2 separate regions of the Homo sapiens genome follow, and region 1 is linked to region 2. Evidence: chromatin loops called from intact Hi-C (ENCODE). Cell type or tissue: left ventricle myocardium inferior. All regions are shown on one strand. Each heading gives the region's core, and the rest is flanking DNA. Links, peaks and the distances in the headings are about the cores only.

Region 1 (10,707 bases), core at 1,510-9,509, 46 kb before region 2:
TATATATTTTGATATTAACTAGGCATAAAATATGGACTGAGAATAAAGAGTAGCAATACAACAAGCATCCCTGTACCCGATGCCTGGGATGGTCCCTGAGTGGTCATTTCCACAGAGTGATCTCTCTCCTGAATAATGTTTATAATATACTCTTGCCTTTCTGATCATTTCACCATATAGATTTGAATATTAATATATTTAACTTTGTATGTTTTTAAACTTCATTTCATTTTTTTGAGACAGGATCTCACTCTGTCACCCAGGCCGAGGGCAGTGGCACGATCATGGCTCACTGCAGCCTCGACCTCCCTGAAATCAAGAGATCCTCCCACCTCATCCTCGCAAGTAGCTGGGACTACAAGTATGTGCCACCATGCCTGGCTGGTTTTTGTATTATTTTTGTAGAGATGGGTTTTCATCATGTTGTCCAGGCTGGTCTTGAACTCCTGGGCTCAAGCGATTCGCCCACCTCGGCCTCCCAACGTGTTCGAACTGCAGGTGTGAGCCACTGCTCTGGGCTGTTTTCAAACTTACATAAATGGAATTATTATATGTTTTATTCCATAGCTTTTTTTCCCTCTCAACATTATGCTCCTGAGATTCACACTATTTACTATATGTAGCTGTAATGTGCTTGCTTTCGTTCCTGGTAATATTTTGGTTTATGAACATACCGTGATTTATTTTCCATTTGCCCCTTTTATTTTTGCTAGTGCCAACAGCACTGATTGGAGTATTCTTGTGTATGTTTCCTGCTGTGAACGTGCAAGGGTAACTGTGGCTCTCTCTAGGAGTGTGACTGCTAGGTCATCGGCCATGCACACCTTTGCTGCAACAAGATGACAATGGTATTTTCCAAGGTGGGAGGACAAATTCACACTCCCTGCAGCAGTGTGTGCATGTCAGTTGCTCCACATCTTCACTAATATGAATACTTTTCAAACTAGTGTTTATTAAATTTGGAGCTAGAGAGACAGGGAGACAAGGAGACAGGGAGGGAGGAAGTTAGGAAGGGAGGAAGTGAGGAAGCAAGGAAGAAAGAAAGAGAGGAATATTTTATTCTTTCAAAGCCTGAACCCAGCACTGGCTACTCATAGTCAATAAATATGTGCTGGTTTGATGAATTTCTTACAATGTCTGCCTAGATAGCTCATTGCAGCCATGAAATGGAGTCAATCCCTTTGTGACTGAAGGGGAAAGGTGGAGGGAGACAAGAGAAGGCCATCTGACTTCCCAGAACATTTAGTAAACAACACAATTCACAATCAAAAAGGGATTATAAGTAAAATAGCATACGTACATTTAAAATGAAGTTAGACCCCCAGATCTGGAATCAGTTTCTGAGGTTGCAGAGACTTTTGCCTGTTTTGGGTCCCTGTGCCCAATCTGTTCACATCTCTAGCACTTTTCTTGCTGGGTCCAGACCTTGCCGGGGTTTAATTCCAGTTGCTGATGTATTCCTGGACCCACACCTTGCTGGAGTTGGCATAGACCTTTCCAGTCTCCTCTGTGGAGGAAGCAATGGTAAGAGAGAGAAGTGAATAAAGAAGAGACAATCCTGCAGCAGAATGCCTGTAACCTCCCCATGTTTCTCTACCCTGGGGATCTCAGAGACAGTTTATTTTCAGAGCCAGGAGCATCCCGCAAATCCCAAGACCTAGACGATGATGATGATGATGATGATGATGATGATGATGATGATGATGATGATATTATTATTTTTGAGAAGGAGTCTTGCTCTGTCGCCCAGGCTGGAGTGCAGTGGCGCTATCTCGGCTCACTGCAAGCTCTGCCTCCCGGGTTCACGCCATTCTGTCTCAGCCTCCGGGGTAGCTGGGACTACAGGCGCCCGCCACCATGTCCGGCTAATTTTTTGTATTTTTTTAGTAGAGACGGGGTTTCACCGTGTTAGCCAGGATGGTCTCGATCTCCTGACCTCGTGATCCGCCCGCCTCGGCCTCCCAAAGTGCTGGGATTACAGGCGTGAGCCACCGCGCCCAGCCCCAAGACCTAGATTTTTTAAAAAATTGTTCATGAGTTTCTTCTCGGGTTGACTTCCCTCTGCTATCCTTTCCTTTCCTCTTCTCTGCATGAAGGTGGCTCTTCCTTGGCTCCCTACAGGCTGTGGGTCCATGCAGAAAACACCACAGGGACCTATCCCTATGTCCTGCATGTCTAATGAGTTCCTGGAGGTCTGGGTGTCCCAGGTTCCCCCTCCATCTCTTGAGTCTTGGGGGCTGTGTGTCCCTCCATGTCTCTCCCCTACGAGTGGCAAGAGGGCTACACCTACATGCTGAGAGCATCCACTGCTGGTCTCTAATGCAAATTTGTGAATAACCTACTGGAAAATGTTTGAGAAGCAGCAAGAGTTTATTAATTTTATCAATCTTTCCAATGACTCATTTTGACTTTGATGATTTTCTTTTTCTTAGTCTGTTTTCTGTTTCAGTGAATAACAATCTTATTATTTTCTTTCTTCTGTTTCCTTTGGGTTCAGTTTCCTCAACTCTTCCTAGCTTCTTAAGGTGGAAGCTTCATTCTTTTATTTTACACCTTTCTTCTTTTTGAATAGAAGCATTGAACGCTACAGATTCTCTTCTAAGTGCTGCTTCAGCTTCATAATGCCGTAGTTTTTCATGTGACAGGTTTTCATCATTCAGTTATTTTCTAATTTCCCTTGTGATTTCATCTTTGTCCCACAGATTATTTAGAATTACATTCTTTATTTGCAAATATTTGGGGGGGGGTTAAATATCTTCTTGTTATTGATTTCTAATCAAATTCCATTATAGTCAGAGAATATACTCGGTATTATTTTGATTCTTGAACATTTACTGAGACTTGTTTCTTGGGCCAGCATACAGTGTGTCTTGGTGAATTTTCCATGTGTATATGAAAAAGTATGTATTTTTCACTTGTTGGATGTAATAACCTATAAATGTCGGTTAGGTCCATTTGGTTCATTGTGTTAAGATTTACATATCCTTATTGATTTCTGTTTATTTAGCAGTTACTAAGAGTTGGGTACTAAAATCTCCAGATATGATTGGGAAGTTTTTGTTTCTCCCTTTAGTTCTTTCAATATTTGCTTCATGTATTTTGAAGTTCTTATACTCATTAAGACTCATATCTTCTCGATGAGTTGATCCTTTTATTAGGAAATCTCTCTCTTCTTCTTTAGTAATATTCTTTTTCTTGAGGTATACTTCGTCTGATATTAATACAATTTTCTGATGCTTACCATTTGCATGGTGTACCTTTTTCTTTCTTTCTTTCTTTCTTTTTGTTTTTTTTTTTTTTTTTGAGACAGAATCTCGCTCTGTCCCCCAGGCTGGAGTGTAGTGGCGTGATCTCCGCTCACTGCAAGCTCCATCACCCGGGTTCACGCCATTCTCCTGCCTCAACCTCCCGAGTAGCTGGGACTACAGGTGCCCGCCACCACACCTGGCTAATTTTTTATATTTTTAGTAGAGACAGGGTTTCACCGTGTTAGCCAGGATGGTCTCGATCTCCTGACCTCATGATCCACTTGCCTCTGCCTCCCAAAATGCTGGGATTACAGGCGTGAGCCGCCATGCCTGGCCTGGTGTACATTTTCCAATCCTTTTCTTTTCAACCTTTGTGTGTCTTTAGATTTAAAATTCGTTTTTTAATAAACAAAATATAGTTGGGTCTTGCTTTTTTTGAAAACTAGTCTGGTGAGATTAATCCAGTCATGTTTAATGTAATTATTGATACGGTTGGGTTTAACTCTAACATTTTGGCATATAAGATGTATGTATATGTGTGTATATATCTTTATTGAGGTATATAATTGACACAAAATAAACTGCCTAAATTTAGAGAGTATAATTTGATAAGCTTTACCATATGTGTATACCTGTGAGACCATCTCTGCAATCAAAATAATGAACATGGCCATGACCCTAGAGAGTTTCCTCATGCCCGTTTATAATTCCTGTCTTCTACCAACTCCTCCTGAGTGAACAACTGATCTACTTTCTGTCACTGTAGATTATTTTGCATTTCCCAGAAATTTATATAAATGGGATCCCACAGTACATATTTTTTTTGATCTGGCTTCTTGTACTTAGCATGATTATTTTGAGATTTTTCTATATTTTTGCCTTTAAAATTTTACTTTATTTGTTCCTTTTCTTTTCTTATTTTTTTGTGACTCAAATATCTTTTAGTATCTCTTTTTATTTTTTGCTTGATTTTATACTACCTTATAAATAATAAGAGGCTCTTACCACAGTATTCAACAATTTTCCCCATCCCATGATTTGCACTTTTGTCTTATAAACCAAAATAACACTAATGCTATTTTTGCTGAAATGGTTGATATTATTATATAATATTATTATTTTATGTAAAGATGCTAAAATAGAATCTTTAATATTTACCTAGATATTTCCTTTTCTTAGTTCTCTTTATTACTTTTGCATGTCTTACATTCTATCTGATATTATTTCCCTTCGGACTTAAGACCTTCTTTTAACAGTATTTGTGGTCTAAAAATGTCTTTATTCTGTCTTCATTTTTTTTTTTTTTTTTGAGACAGGGTCTCCTTCTGTCACCCAGGCTAAAGTGCAGTGGCATGTTCAAGACTTATTGCAGCCTTGAACTCCTGGGCTTCTAGTCATCTCTCCACCTCAGCCTCCCAAATAGCTGGGACCACAGGCATGCACCACCATGCCCAGCTAATTTTAATTTTTTTGTAGAGACGTAGTCTCCCTAGGTTGCCCAGGCTGGTCTTAAACTCAAGCAATCCACTCACCTCAAACTCCTGAAGTATTGGGATTACAGGAGTAAGCCACTATGCCCAGCCCCTACCTTCATTTTTGAAGGCTATTTTAGTTGGACATAGAAATTCTAACTTGACTTTAAAGATGTTCTCTTGTCTCTGCTCCCATCATTTGTGGTGAAATGTCAGACATCATTTGTATTATTGTTTCCCTATATGTAATGTATCTTTTCTCTCTGGCTACTTTTAAGGTTTACTCTTTTTCTTTCCTTTTCAGCCATTGCTTATGTTGTGCCTAACTGTCATTTTATTTGATTTATCTTGCTCGAGGTTTCCAAGGTTTTGGGATCTGTAGTCTGATGTATGTCTTTTGTCAATTATGATTTCCAATATTTTTTTCTTTCCATTCTCTCACTCCTCTCTGCCTAGTATTCTAAGTACATGTATGGTACTTTATTTTATATTTTCCTATGTGTCTTGGATGTGCTCTTTTTTATTTTCAGCATGTTTTTGTGTGTGATTCACTTTAGAGTCTTTCTATTGAACCATCTTCAAGTCTACCAATTTTTTTCTCTGCCCGGTCTCGTCTGCTGTTAGCCTAGCTAATGCAACCATTTATCAGATATTATTTTGCATTTCCAGCTTTCCTTTTTTGGGTTCTTTTGAAAGATTTCAGTGTCTGCGGTGAAATTCTCATCCCTTCGTTCACATTGGCCACCTGTTCTACCAAATCTTTTATCATTTTTACCATATATATATATATATTTTAAAGTCCCCATTCGATCATTTTAACATCCAGGACATCTCTGTCTCTGCTTCTATTAGCTATTTCTTCTCCTGATCACAGGTTACATTTTCTTATTTCTTTGCATGTCTCATAATTTATTGTATTGGGCATTTTATATATAAAAACAATTAGGATTGAAGCAAATAATACACCCAAAATAGGCATACCTCTTCTTTTAGGCTGCTAGAGTAAGGGACTGATTCAGTCTAATCTGTAGTTGAGCTAAATCTGGGCTTTAGTTTGACTCAATTTGCACTGGGCTTTAAACGTTTTGAGGACAGGCTCAAGACTTTCCCTTCAGCAGGGCTTGGGACCTGAGTATTAGCAAGATTCTTAAGATCTCTTTGTGTTGCCAGATTTCTGAACCATAGGAAATTAAAAAAAATTTACTGTCTATTTGCCCATCAGGGTCACTGGTAATTTCTCTTTATAGTCCTGTTCCTAGCTTTCTGCACCTCAAGAGATTTTGCTTTGCTTTTACCACGGATTTTGGAAGGCAGCTACTTTAAATTTTTCAAAGGGCTGGAATGCCCCCAGAGGGATTTCTTTAAACTCTCCTGCACCTGACTTCAGTAGCTGAAGGCCCAAGTGTTCCAGAATGATTCCTCTTAGCTTTCCTGTCCCCTATTTTCAGTAGCCTAGAGTGCCTTGGATGGATTTATCTCAGATTTCCTGCCATGCCCTCTACCTTCAGTAGCTGAAAATTTGGTGAACCTTGAATAGACAAAACTCCTTTCTATTTTCTGTTCCCTGCCTCTGGAATGTAGTTGTTTTGAACTTAGTGGAGGCCCAACACAACTCAAGGGTTTCTCTCTCAGCTCTGTTGCCCCCAGCCCTTAGTATGCTAATGATGCTCTTGGTGGGGACTTGTAGGAAAGAGTTGGCAGATGGGTACAGTCTTGCTCTGCATTTGGGGCTCCTTGGAATTCTAATCTGTCATGTTAACTCAGACATAGCTATTGAAAGTTAAAGTTCAGTGCATCACTTTTTGGAGTTTAGTTCAATTTGCTTTACCCACCCCCCGGCCCATATCTGCAGTCCTCTGATTTTGTGTGTGTGTGTGTGTGTGTGTGTGTGTGTGTGTGTGTGTTGGGGGAGTGGCAGGGAGTCAGGTTTATTGACATATAATTTAAATACAGATATAGTTAATCATTTTTATGTATACAACTTGATGAGTTTTGACAGATGGACAGTCATGTAACCACCACTACCATCAAAATTGATAACATTCCCATCACTCCATAAAGTCCCTTTGTGTTCCTTTTGTAGTCACTTTCTCCTATCCCCAGTCCTTGGAAACCAGATCTGACTTTTGTCTCTATAGTTTTGCCTTATACATTCTATTATGTAAATGGAATAATACTGTTTGTAGCTTTTTCCCAGTCTGGACTCATTTGTTTATCATTCTGCTTTTGAGATTTATCCATACTTTTGTATGTATTAGATCATTCTCACGTTGTTATCAAGAAATATCAGACACTAGGTAATTTATAAGGAAAAGAGGTTTAATTGGCTCATGGTTCTGCAGGCTATACAGGTAGCATGAAGCTGGTATCTACTTGGCTTCTGGGGAGGCTTCAGGAAACTTACAATCATTGTGGAAGGTGAGAGGAGATCAGGCATATCACAGGGCCAGAGCAGGAGCAAGAGAGAGAGGGGGGAAGTGCTACACAGTTTTAAATGACTAGATCTCATGATAATTAACTCACTATTGTGAGGAAAGTATCAAAGAGAATAATGCTAAATCATTCATGAGAAATCTGCACCCATGATCCAACCACCTCCCACCAGGCCCCAGGTCCAACACTAGGGATCACATTTCAATATGAGATTTGGTTGAAGACACACATTCAAAACATATCATTGTATGTATCAGTAGTTGGGTCCTTTTTCTTGCTGAGTAGTACTCCATTGTATAGATGTATAGTCAGTTCTGCTATCATGCATATTTATAAAATGCAAATTATTTTCAATTTAATTTAAAAAAAAAGGCTGACTAGGAATGTTGGATGCGAGTTCTTTTCAGAAAGAAGATCGAAGTTACCTGTTAATGGTCATGATCCAAATGGAAAACTGAGGGAAGACAGCCAGGACCTGTCAGAGAACCCATGGGAAGAAGCTGGGGCACAAGAAAGGAAAGCAGCAAGAGTCTGGCAGACATTGACCTATGAGGAACTTGGGGTCCCATGGAAAAGGTCAGTGGGAATGCTTCTCTGCTCCCTTCATCCCTGCAATAAACTGCTGACCACTAAGCTGTTGGGGAGCCCCTCTGCCCTCACAACCACAGACAATTCTGTTGGTGGCAATTTGGTAACTTTCCAGGGTGAGAGAATTGGCTGGCCAGCTTGTGCTGGTGGATCTGCACTCCACTCAGGTCCTACCTGAAACAGCAGATGCCATACTTGTTGTTCACCCATTATGGGCCACTGCCCTGCCAGGGAACCTCGGCCCTTACGTTGCATTACCAGATCCCCTGCAAACATACTCCAGAACTCACTCTGAATTTGGCACCCACAGGGGATCAGTGGGTCCCTGGAGAGCTGTGAGTTCCCCTGAGATCTAGCCCTCAGTGTGGGCATCCCTAGGGGAGGATGCAGTGCAGCCTGTCAAAGCCTCCCTTGGGACAAAGGAAATGTGGAAATGGTGTTGATCACTGAAGGGGGAGGCACTGGTGGCCGAGAATAGGTGTGGAGAGGGATCATTTCCTTCTCCCTCATCCACTGTTGCAGACACAGCAGAGGCTTTCCCCACTGGAGGCTGGTGCAAGCACACGTGGAGACAGCCTTTCCAGGTGCCACTTGCAGAAGCTGCACCCCCACTGAAAATAAGCCTGTGCTACCTGGACATGCACAAAAGTCAGGGCCCATCTCCCTCTTCCTACACTGAGAAGCAGGCAATGGAGGGCAGACAAGTCACAGAGCTGGACCGGGGGAAGAGGCTTTGCCCTGAGCCCCTTTCAGTGGTAGCCACCAGAGGGGTTTTTCTGCAGAACTCAGTCACACTGCAGCCAGGAGCCAAAGGACAATGTCTGTATGAACTGAATATTGCAGGCCCTGTGGCAGGGGCATGATAGGGAAGCAGATTGTGTTCCTGCCTGCCCAGGGTGATGAGTTGGTGCTGTGACTCTCTCAACCTCACCTGTCCCTACCCCAAGACTTCAGCATATCCCAACACGAACTCCCCAACCACCCTCCATCTGGCAGGTGCCTCTCCTTATCACTTGGCTACTGAGGGTGAGTTGGCTCTTATTAAGTGCCACTTACTAGACTGGAGACTGAACTGCTCCACCAAATAAAAACCCGCTATCAGAAGGGCATAGTGCTAGTGTATGAGATAAGCTTCCTGAGACTTCCACACTCAGCCCCACAGAAGATAGTGAGTCAGCTCATACTCCCAATACATTGCTAAAACAAGCAACATTTTAGAAAAACACTGCACAAAAGCTGTCTATAACCAAGGAACCTATACAGAGCCTTGGCCCCCTGAAAGCACCAAGAAATGAAGCAAATAATCACAGCATACATGACAGTCATACCCTCAAGGGAAAAAAAAGATAAAATTCCCATCCAAATAATAGCACATTCAAAAATAAAAAGCAACAGTACTTTCAGATGAGGAGGAATCGGTTCAAGAACTCTGGTGGTAGAAACAGACAGAATGTTTTGACAGCCCCAAAGGCTCTCACTAGCTTTCTAACAATGGATCTCAACCAAAATGAGGATTCTGAAATAACAGATAAAGAATGCAAAATATGGATTGTAAGGAAGCTCAATGATATCCAAGAGAAAGTTGAAACTCAACAGAAAGAAACCAGGAAAACCATTCAGGATATGAAAGACAGCTATATTAAAACAAACAAACAGAACTTCTGGAAATGAAAAAATTTAGTAAAGGAATTTCAAAATATAGTGGAAAGCTTTAGCAATAGACTAGACCAAGAAGAAGAAAGAATTTTGGAGCTTGAAGACTGATCTTTTGAGTTAATCCAGTCAGAAAAATATAAAAGATAATTTTAAAAAAGGAACAAAGCCTTCAAGAAATATGGGATTAGGTAGAGCAACCACACCTACAACTTATAGGCATTCCTGAGTGAGAAAGAGAAAAAGTAAGCAATTTGGAAAACATACTCAAGGGAATAATTCAGGAACATTTCTCTTATTGCTAGAAAGTTAGACATCAAGATACAAGAAATTCAGAGAAAAACTGTGAGATTCTATACAAGATGAACATCAACAAGGCACATAGTCATGAGACTATCCAAATACAGTGCTAAAGAAAAACGCTTGAAGGTAGCTAGAAAGAAGGATCAAGTCACCTATAAAGGAAGTCCAATCAGACTAACAGCAGACTTCTCAGCAGAACCTTATAAACCAGAAGAGATTGGGATCTTATTTTTAGCCTTCTGTTGTCCAGGCTGGAGTGCAGTGGCATGATCTCAGCTCACTGCAAGCTCCGCCTTCTGGGTTCACACCATTCTCCTGCCTCAGCCTCCCAAGCAGCTGGGACTACAGGCGCCCACCACCATGCCCAGCTAATTTTTTTTAATTTTTTTTTTATTTTTAGTAGAGACAGGGTTTCACTGTGCTAGCCAGGATGGTCTCAATCTCCTGACCTTGTGATCCACCCGCCTCGGCCTCCCAAAGTGCTGGGATTACAGGTGTGAGCCACCGCACCCAGCCTTTTATCCTTCTTAAAGAGAAGAAAAGCCAACCAAGTATATTATATCCTGCAAAACTAAATTTCATAAACAGGGGAGAAATAAAGTCTTTTCCCTAAAGGAAAAAAAGTCAGCCAAGTATATTATATTCTGCCAAATTAAATTTCATAAACAAAGGAGAAATAAAGTTTTTTCCGGACAAACAAACACTAAGGGAATTTGTCACCACTAGACCAACTGTGCAAGAAATACTCAGAGGAGTTCTAAACATGGAGACAAAAGGATGATACTTGCTACAGTAAAAGGACACATAAGTACAAAATTCACAGATCTTATAAAGTGATTACAAAACAACTAGTTAACAATACTATTACAGGAACAAAACCTCACATGTCAATATTAATCTTGAATGTAAAAGGCCTAAAAGATATAGATTGGCAAATTGTACCCTACAAGAGACTCATTGAACATGTAAATACACCAATAGGCTCAAAGTAAAGGAGAGGAAAAAGAAAC
Region 2 (10,499 bases), core at 2,500-10,499:
ACCCCCTTCCCCACCATTCTCAGGCTTTAAGTTTATGTAAAATTCAGTAAACCCAAAGATTCAAGTTATGTGCCTTGATTAACTTAAGCAAATCAATGAAACCCATCCCCATAACCACAGCGACTGGTTAGGAATTCGGTTCCTAAGTCAGTCAAATCCAAAAGGGCCTAGTGATGTTTTTTCCAATGGGAACACAGACTCACTCTTCCCTGCAGAAAATGAACAAGGATTCATGTACACTGGCAGGTACTGGCAGCCACCCAGGGCCTCTCACAGGAAAGGGAGATCAGAAAGAGAAGCAAAGAGGACTCATGAGATACCACAGGGCCGCTGCGTCCAGCCTTGCCTGGAGCTAGGGCCACCTCGATGCCCTATAGTCTTGGAGCCACAAGGTGCATTTACTCAAAGCCTCTTTGAGTTTGGTTTGCTTGTTTGCTTTCTGCCTGGAAACTGCCAGCATCCTGAGAGATACGAGATCTGCATCTGTGCAGAGACACAGGGTTTGTTAAAAGTCACAGGCCCTGACTGAAGTGTGGAACTGGCTGAAATGAGAAAGTAGGAGGTAATTTGGTGAGGACCTTGTGAAATGGAAGTGAGTTTTAAACCTTACATGCATCAGAATTACCTGGAGCCTTGTGAAAACACAGGTTGCTGGGCCCTAGTCTATTAAGAAAGGAAGTGGGGCTCAGAATATGCCTTTCTCCCAAGTTCCCAGGTGATATTCACCATGCTGTCCTGTCTGGGCACTACCTTTTGCCATACCCATTACAAGGTATTGCACGTGCTGGTTGAACTATGGTCTGTCTTATTTTGGTGCTAAAAGCCTGTGCCAAATACCAAGGCTGCAGCATTAAGGAATTTGTTAGAAAAGATTCTGAATATTGGAATTTAGTTGCTGTGTATTATATCAGTAAGGTCCTTTAAGAAAGAGTTTAGGCTACTTTGAAATGGGCTCATCTGAAATTGAAAAAGAAGAAATGCGACTTGCTAAAAAGGCCCTTCCAGCCTGTTGACTGAGAATCCAGTAATCTGAAGACTGAAAGGGCTGTAAATGCAGGATTTTCTACTCTAAGATAAAGTTAGCATGAGCAGAGACAGGAAGATGAGAGACATAATGAGGCCAAGCGTCAAATATTCATCACCTCCACATGGGCCAAGATGCAGGCAGAGGTCTCTCACCAGGGGCTGGGAGGTCGGGGTGACAATGGTAGTGCAGTCTGTGCTAGAAAGTGCACATCCCCAGCTGGGCGCAGTGGCTCACGCCTGTAAGCTCAGCACTTTGGGAGGCCAATGCTGGCGGATCATGAGGTCAGGAGTTAGAGGCCAGCCTGGCCAACATGGTGAAACCCTATCTCTACTAAAAATATAAAAACTTAGCTGGGTGTGGTGGCGGGCACCTGTAATTCAGCTACTTGGGAGGCTGAGGCAGGAGAATCGCTTGAACCCGGAAGGCGGAGGTTACAGTGAGCCGCGATCACGCCACTGCACTCTAGCCTGGGTGATAGTGGGAGACTCCATCTCAAAAAAAAAAAAAAAAAAAGAAAAAAGAAAATGCACATCCCCAACCCCAGTTAAAATGCAAATGCAAACTATGTAACTGACAACCTGTCTGCTTCTGGCTACCTGGCCCATGGAATTGATCAGAAGCAAATAGTAGCCTACAGACATTAGAAGGGAGTCACATTGCCAAAGAAACCATAAGACTGGTTCCAAAAAGTTGCTGATTGCACAATACCTAAGGCAACCTCAGGCTAACTCACACAGACAGGAAGTCAGCAGCCTCCAGAAAGCAGATCCTCCACATTGCACATCTCAGATTGTCCATAGAGGACATTCTCCCAGGGAGGAGAGCTAGGGACTGCCAGATCAGCTGAACTGCTTAAAAATGCAGTACCCATTCTCCAGTTCCCTATCAGGGGTCTTTGTTCAACTTACTGTTTGTTCATAACACTTGTATTTAGGGAATGTTGGGCATGATTAAACTTCGTTTAGCTTTGGGTTTCTAGACCTTGAGAAACAATTCAGTGCAGGCAAATATTGTATGCCCCTATATTTTTTCCTGAAAGCCAATAAAGAAGGAATGATGACACCTTCACTGCGTCTATGGGGACAAAAGCTGCTTGTGTGTGTGTGTGTGTGTGTGTGTGTGTGTGTGTGCGTGTGTGTGTGTGAGAGAGAGAGAGAGAGAGAGAAACAGCCTTGTCAAAAAGACGTGTTTGTTGCTGTACCCTCATTATATGAAAGCCATCATGGCATCAAAACAGTATAAGCCAGGTTGAGCTCTATCCTCTCTGCATCAACTCAGAATCCCTACCAGAAAGTGGTTGTGATGGATGGAATATCACCCATCAAAGAATAGGGTAAGATGAGACCAGAGAGGTAAGCTATGCAAGCTAATCAGAAAATAACTCAAAGTTTTAAAAGTGCAGAATATAAAAAGGAAAAACCCTCATTCCTAAAAAAAAAAAAAAGCCTCATTTCCTCAAAGAAATCAGTTAGCTATTTGATGTGTATCTTTCCAAATATTTGCCTATGTAAATATATATGTATATATGGCATTTAAAAATAAAACAAAATAATATACTTTACAGATAGTTCCATAGCATATGTAGAGAATATATATGCATATACTGAATGTAATTAGGTCTGCCTTTTACATATAATATTATGGACACTTTCCACAGTTATAGATGTGTGCTACTTTTTTTTTACTGACTTCAGAATATTCCACTGATGGACATCTTAATCCTCTACTGATTAATCCCCTACTGATGACTGTTTGCATTTCTTTGCTGTTTGCCAACCACACTGCAAAGAATATCCTCATGTCTACATATCTTATCTTTTGGCAGTGTTTCTATGAAGCAGATTCCTAGAAATGGGATCAGGTCAAATGGGATGTAGTTCACATAGTATATGCATTTTAATATTTGCTAAGTAGTAGTGTTTATGCTTTAAAGAGTTGGAACACTACAATTCTAAACATGTTTGGACACAAAAAATAGATTATTTGAAACAAAATGAAATAAGCATAGCTCGTAAAAATTAACACGTTTGGTTTTCACACAAATATTTTGAATTTCTCTTTCTTCTGCAAAAAGGACCCTAGCTTAGTATGGATTTCTTGTACAGATAATGCAAACAATCCATCTATTAAATAACTTACCTTTCACAGTAAACCTATAGACAGCATCCTGCTCCACACAGAAGCTGATTGTCTTTTCCTTCTCTAACATTAGCTATTTATTTTGTAGAGTGTAGATTCTAGAGAAATAATGTATAATACACCTGTTGCCATATGCAGAGACTTACCACATTTAGAAAACAGTGGTGAATTCTATTGACAGTGGCTCTCAGTCATTAACATGCTATGGAACACCTCATGAGCTTGATAAAAATATCAGTTCCCAGGTCTACACTTAAAGATCCTATTTAAGTGGCTTCAACAATCACTGCTCAAACACTCTATGTCAACTCAGAATCCTGACAGGAAGTGGTTGCAATGGATAAAGTATCATCTGTTAAAGAATGGGGTAAGATTTGAGTATAGGCGGGTCATACTTTGGGAAATAACTTGGTCAATGGTTAACAGCATAGTCTGTAGTTCAATAAAAGTCCAGTTTTGGAACACAATTGACCGTTTACGTGCTGTGTAACCTCAGCCAAGTTGTCTAACCTTTCTGAGCCCTGGGTTACTTTTCTGTCAAGTGGAGGTATTAATAGTACCTAAGCTGTACTATTGCATTGGTAAGATTAAATGAGCAATGTATAAAAAGCGCTCAGTAGGAGGAGTAAGCCTCAACAATGTAAATAATTGCTATTAAGAGCTTGATTCATCATGAATATGCCCTACAGAATACTATGCTTAATGGTGGCCATTCGAGTAGTGAATTCTCCTAGAGCATGCATGTTATGATTTGAGTTATAACATATTCGTAGTTTCAATGTTCCAGAACTGTGTCTCCGTTGTAAAGTGGATAACTCTGTGGTAGCCCTCCCCATCTCTCCCAATTTCCCTCCATTTCACCTCTTCCTAATCTTTGCCTATGATTCCTCTTAACCAGTGATTTTGATTTGCCAGAAAAACAAAACCAAACTCAATACTGGTTTACCTTTTAAAAGAGCATCTTTATTATTTCCCCAGGCCGATCACAGCCCTGAACAAAAGCATCCGATACACATTTGTCAGTCTGGTGGCTTTGGTGCCATGACTGCCTACACAGGCTGATGACAGCCACTCGGTTGTCACCAGACGCGGTGTGAGGGAAGGGGGAGGGGACAGGGGAACTCTCAGAGCAAACAATCACAAACACACTGTGAAATCGAAAATAAATTACAAAAACTAAATAGTATAAATAAATTAAAATTTAAGTTAAGAAGAGTCCCACAGTGTGGCTGTTTGGCAACAACCAGTCCATAGAAGAGGTAGCTGTGGAGGTCACACGCATGTTCCCAAGGCTCAGGCTCCTGCTCCTCCCCACTGGGCCCACCGAGGTCGCTGGGCCTCGAAGCTTCTGGACCCCTCAGGCACTCAGCTCCAGGTCGCTGACATATTTCTGGACCCACTCCTCACTGGGGTCAGCACAGACCTGCCGGCTTCGCTTGGTTAGGAAGCTGTGGAGAAGGGAGGAAGAGTTAAGCACTGGGGAATCCAGCAGGGGAATCCTGGGCCCACCATGGCCCCACCATTCTGCTCTCTGTCCTGGGCAGCTCAGGGCTTGCTCCTCTTTCAGGGGCCCCCTGCCTATCTCTGTCTAGAGAGCTTCTCTCAGTGACTCAGTAGGGGTGGCCCTCAGAGTGTCCCGCTGCCTCCTTCTTCCTGTCCCTTTCCTCTGGGCTGGGGCAGCCCTTCCTGACTCTGTAACACATGCCTCACTCCAGCTCCAAGTCAGGTCACACCTCGGAGCCCTGCGTCCTGTATCCCCGATAGGCTCCTGAAGGCTGGGCCTTTCCAGGATAGCCTTCTGGCCTGTCTCTGCCCCAACCCTGACCCTCCCTACCTCCATAGAGGTGAGCAGGAAGACTGGCACTTACATGACACCGGGCTTGGAGCACTGGCTGCTCGTCTCAAAGTAGTCAGCTATGAAATTCTGTGGAATCTGCCGGGAGGTGTAGCTGAAGCAGCAGGCGGTCGGCGTGTCAGCAGCAACTGTGGAGAAAGGAAGAGAATGAGCCCGAGTCACAGCTCAGAAGAAAAGGCCAGGCAGCTTCTGATCCCCGAGCAGTTGAGGAAGGCAGGCTTGCTCAGACCAAGTGACTGGAAGGCATTTGGGCATTTTTGCTGAGAAATGTCTCTTTGTTTCTGTCTGTATCCTTCTTTCTCCTTGACTCTTCATAGTGGGTTCTCTGTTTCTCTGTGTGATCCAGATACCTGAACGGACTGTTCTCTTATCTCAGTTCTCTTCAGGGAATTTTGTCTGGTTCAAGAAGTCATACCCCAACCCAAGAGAAGCCTTGGACATCTCTCATAAGACATCCAAGGGACAGAGCTCCTGGGAGACCTAGAGTGAGCTGGAGAGTGAACAACATACCCCACTGGGAAGTAAGCAGCCCTGGATTCTGCCTCTTGCTAACTGATTCGTTTCGAACCCTGTTTTTCTATCTGTAAAAGGGACTGTAACTCCCCTGCCCCTGCCTAGATTCTCATACCTGGAGACTAGGGGGCTAAGACCCCTTCTAGAGATAAAAATAAAAGTCTTAAAGAGAAAGACCAAGATGTTTGGCAGCCCTTTAAGAAGTTCTCTTTTCTCTTGGGGGCTTTTAGGCCACAAGAAAAGATTGATGTGGTCTAACCATGGCCAGAGAGTGGTGATACCCACAACGAAACTCAGACTCACGTGATGCAGAGAACTGGTTGCAGAGAGCCATGGTGCAGAGGAGGACAGCAAGGGCAGCAGTGGAGACCTGCATGATTCTGAGCAGGTGACGGAATGTGGGCTCGAGTGTCAGCAGAGCCAAGAAAGGACTGACCACTGTCTGCTGCCCGTGTCCTTCTGAAGTCTGAAACCAGCTCTCCTCTTTATAGGCAGCCCTGGCGGATGGGGAAATGGAATCTGGGGGTGAGGAGGGAAATTTTTAAGCGTAGTGATGCTGTCATGCTAAGTTGCACAACTCAGGGTCCCTGGTGACCACAGGGGCTCAGGATATCCAAGAATAGCATCTTTGAGCTATTCTCTAACTCTCAGCTCTCAACTCATGACTTGTTATAGTTTCATAGGGAAATGGTTTCTCCTGTGAGTGTGAAGAGGGGTATATGTCAACCCAAGGCTATTCTTAGTCAGTCCCTTCTCATAAGAACTGGTCTGTGCATGAACTCTCCAGCCCCATTCCTTCCCACAGAGCTGCAATTCTGCTTCCTCAGCTGCTATAACCACAGGGATAGGGTTGATGGGCTGATGCTGTGGAGGGCTGCACAACCCTTCCTCCTCCCAGAGGCAAAGAACTGAATGAAAGCTGGAGGAATAGAAAGCATGAGGTCATGTTTCAGTCATTTGTCTATTTATTAGTCATGTAGTGACTAGGGCGCTGTGTTAAACGCTAGTTGTGGATCATAAAAATACTTTAGAGGTGGGTGTCAATATGTCAGGTGCCTAGAAATATCTGTAGCCATTAACCTAGAAAAAGCATTTCTAGGAAAGAGTTCTGTGGAAACAACCCAAATATGGAGCCATCTTCAAACATAAAGATACCTGACCCAGCATCGTTTATAACTCTAAAATAAACAAAGCTAAATTTTTCTCCATCAGGGAATGATAAATTATCCACTAGATCATTTATTATTAAGTCTCTAAAATGAATGAAGTGGCATAAATATGCTTATAACATCAGTGGTTAAAAAAAGCAAGATACGACATTATACAAATTCTACAAAGTCTGAAGAATTGTACAAATATATATATATATTTGTACTATATATACATGTATTTGTACATATACACATATATATTTGTACAAATATATATATATTCCTTGCCAACCCTAAGCATGGAAAAAAATACAAAGGCTTGGAAATACATGCCTTAAAGAATGAATAGTTCTTATATTTGTGTGATAGGTCCCTGGGTGATTTATTTTCTTATTTTTTTCTTTTTCTGAATTTTTCTCATTTTACTTAGTTAGACTTTATTACCTTCTTGGTCAGCCCACAAATTTATAAACTAATTTTTAAAAAAACATTTCCAACATCACTGGTTGAAAAATAGGTTGTTGTCAGTTGTTTAATCTGAAAGAAATTATTGATAAATATGCTGAAGTTTCTGTTCAATGGTTTTGGCCAAAATGAAGTCTTGATTTCCCATTTCTTTGAACCATTTTAAGGATCCTATACTATACTTACATAAATCATGCCAAATTGAAGCAGTTTTTTACTTATTCTTTTCAATACATAATTTCAGTGGTGTGGAAGGGTCTCTACCTTCTCAGCCAGATTATATGCTTTTTTTTCTTTTCCATACTTTGTTATTTTATTCTTTCACAATCAATCAGCATACCTCATTTTATAATGAGAAATAGATTTAGTTGGTTTTAATGATCTTTGTTTCTGAGATGCCCCTGATCTCGTGGGGGCAGGTAGAGTGTATGAACAGGTAATTGTAGCATTTAGCCGAAAGTGCTAGGACTCCTAGTAGAAAAAGAAATGAAAGCTCAGAATCCCACGAGGGGAAGAAGTGACCTTCCACCAGAGGGTTGGGGAAGGCTTCATGGAAGGGATGGAACTTTAGTTGTGTCTGGATAACTGCCCGGGATTTAGGCATCTATAGATGAGTGCCCAGCTGAGGCAGAGTCCTGAGTGTGACATTGTGGGTTCAGAGGAAAGAGGGGGTGCTTCAGTGGAGCTGCAGAGCAGTGGGGGTGAATATGGATGATAAAGCTAAATTGGGACCAAACCAGGACAGGCCTTGTATTCCCCCCAAAGGGGTTAGAGTTGATACATTTGATGCTGGAGAATAACAGAGGACAGAAGCCAAGTGCGACCATGCCTTTGGAATTCTGTCCTTTCTAAGTGTCTGTAGACTTAGGTCTTTTAATACACATGGGCTCTGTTTCCTTCCCACCCCAATGATGGCTAGTGCCAGTCTTGAGGGAGGAGAAGCAGAAGCAAGATCAGGGGCCGTGGTAGGTTTCACCGGAGCTTTGGCATCCATGTATCTTCCCCTATTGCTACCAATTCCAAATAAAGGTATCTCTGCCACTTGTATCATTAGAAACCTACATCACAGGCAATGCCTCCTTCTCACCCCACCCTCTGCCTCCCAGCTCTCAGTGATACCCAGAATTGCATTCCCTCACTCACTTCTTAGGGGAACCCCCTCCATACTCGTGATTCCATTTCTGAGAGCTGGCTTCTGTGAGTTGTGGAGAGTGAGAAAAGGAAATGGAAACTGCTGAATCAGTCAGTGTTCTGATAAGGGACATCTTCTATCTCTGTCATTACAGCACCGTGTGTTATAATTAGTTATCTATGTAATTTGCTCTTCAAAAATCTAGACCATGCCCTGTTGATTTTATTTTAGTTTCTTTTTCTCAAGAAATTTATAGTTTAATAAAGGCAATGTGGGAGTTTGGAAACAAATTTTTATTTCACGCTAATGATAGATTAGCAACTACACAAATTTTAGTTCACAATATGTAATTTTTATTGAGTGATCACCATGTGCTGATTTCCATAATAGGGATTCACGTTTGAACTGTCTTCAAAACAACCCTATGATTTAGTTACCAGTATACTTTCTCAGTTGAATAGGTGAAGAAACCAAAGTAAATAGAGGTTAAGCAATTTTCCGAAGGCCGTAAAGCTGATGACTAGCAGAGCAGGGATTCAAATCCAGGTAGTCTGACTCTAGGTACCACACGCTACACGTCCTGTACCACAACTTATTATATTTGATCCTCACAACACTCCTATAATGGTAGATTTTTTAGAGTGTCTTCTCAGATTGTAAACCAACTCCAGACCATGTCTTGTTGGTTGATTTAAACCAAATCCTAGCACATGATGATTATAACATGATGAGCCTCGTGACCTAGTCTCTATCTCTTATTATTGTGTTCTTTATAATAAAGATGATTTATTGAATATATAATTCTATCTCAGTGTTTATATATTTGTAAGACTTTCTCTATCAATCCCCAAACCAGGAACTATCCCTTTGCCATGTGTTTTGCTTGGATTGAAATATAGTTACATGCACAGCATGTGCTTAATTTATATACATTGAATGAATAATATAAGGGAGATGTAGGACGGGGTTGAGTTGGGAGGGTCTTAGACATTTCCTAGGTGGTAAATTGATGTTCCCAGTTGAAATGACGTACCCATGGTCATGTGGATGGAATTGGTCAGTTTTATATTCCACTATCTGTGTTAGCTACCAGTGTATCTCCAGTGATAATCACAATGCTTGACATATAGTGAAGCATAATAGCTATTTGATGAATAAATAAATCACTGATTTGACTAACAATATGTGTTATGCCTGAACTCTCACTATGGAGTTGAAATACTAATGGGAAAGGTAGGATAAGAAAGGCCATGGTGAGTGGAAACGGGGAGAGAATCAGGAAAAATAACTAATGGGTACTAGACTTAATACCTGGGTGATGAAATCACTTGTACACCAAACCCCCATGACACAAGTTTACGTATGTAACAAACCTGCATGTGCATCCCTGAACTTAAAATAAAACAAACACACACATACACACACACACACACACAGAATCAGGAGAGAGAGTCAGAAGTGTGATGGGTCTCCATAGCCAAGGAAGAATCTTTAAATAAAATGAGAATTGAAGTGGGGCATGGTGGTTCACGCCTGCAATCCCAGCACTTTTGGAGGCCGAGGTGGGTGGATCACCTGAGGCCAGGAGTTTGAGACCAGCCTGGCCAACGTGGTGAAACCCATCTCTACTAAAAATACAAAAAATTAGCCAGGCGTGTTGGCACATGCTTGTAGTCCCAGGTACTTGGGAGGCTGAGGCAGGAGAATCACCAGAACCTGGGAGGTTGTAGTGAGCCAAGATCGCACCACTGCGACCAGCCTGGGTGATAGAGCGAGACTCTGTTTCAAAAAAAAAAAAAAAAAAAAAAAAAAAATAGAATTGAGTGTCGTGATAAAGATGCAATTAGAAAGAGAAATGTAAACTTATATAAAGAAGTTTTCAGTAACTTGATCTAAAAGGTTATGATTTGCTTTAAAAAGAAAGGAAGGAAGGAAAGAAAGAAAGAGAAAGAAAGGAGAAAGAGAAAGAAAGAAGAAAGAAAGAGAGAGAAAGAAAGAAGAAAGAGAGAAAGGAAGAAAAAAGAAAGAAAGCAAAAGAAAGAAAGAGAGAGAAAAAGAAAAAAGAAAGAAAGAGAGAAAGAAAGACCATGGTGTCACAGTCTTGATCTTTGGGAAACTGACCACCCAAGATTCCTTAGGTGGTGGTGACAGAAAGTAGCCAGCAGTCAACACCATGGACCCTTCAGCATGGAGGGATTTGATTTGTGTCCCAGCGTT

What was found. Hi-C counts contacts between places; a loop is a spot of excess contacts. Peaks named below come from ENCODE experiments on the same cell type or tissue, not always from the same donor. Only the 100,000 strongest peaks of a DNase experiment are listed, where the experiment ranks them.
Region 1: a loop joins it to region 2, with 2.3 times the contacts of the local background. A loop is called at or near these places in 2 of 110 quality-filtered maps.

Annotation. Positions count from the first base shown.
Region 1 is chr17:36,039,441-36,050,147 of GRCh38, forward strand. It overlaps LOC105371746 (a long non-coding RNA gene), which reads right to left and starts at 1,387. Exons shown (of 3, transcript XR_001752856.2): 1 at 1,301-1,387. In left ventricle myocardium inferior, for the core only: no CTCF peak of the experiment used is centred there; no DNase peak of the experiment used is centred there; H3K27me3 peaks cover 1,350 bases.
Region 2 is chr17:36,084,149-36,094,647 of GRCh38, forward strand. CCL3 (C-C motif chemokine ligand 3) reads right to left here and starts at 5,995. Exons shown (of 3, transcript NM_002983.3): 1 at 5,838-5,995; 2 at 5,035-5,149; 3 at 4,108-4,614. The coding sequence starts at 5,910. The coding sequence ends at 4,524. CCL3-AS1 (CCL3 antisense RNA 1) reads left to right here. Exons shown (of 3, transcript NR_186417.1): 3 at 5,398-5,714. In left ventricle myocardium inferior, for the core only: no CTCF peak of the experiment used is centred there; a DNase peak (open chromatin) is centred at 6,093; H3K27me3 peaks cover 4,026 bases.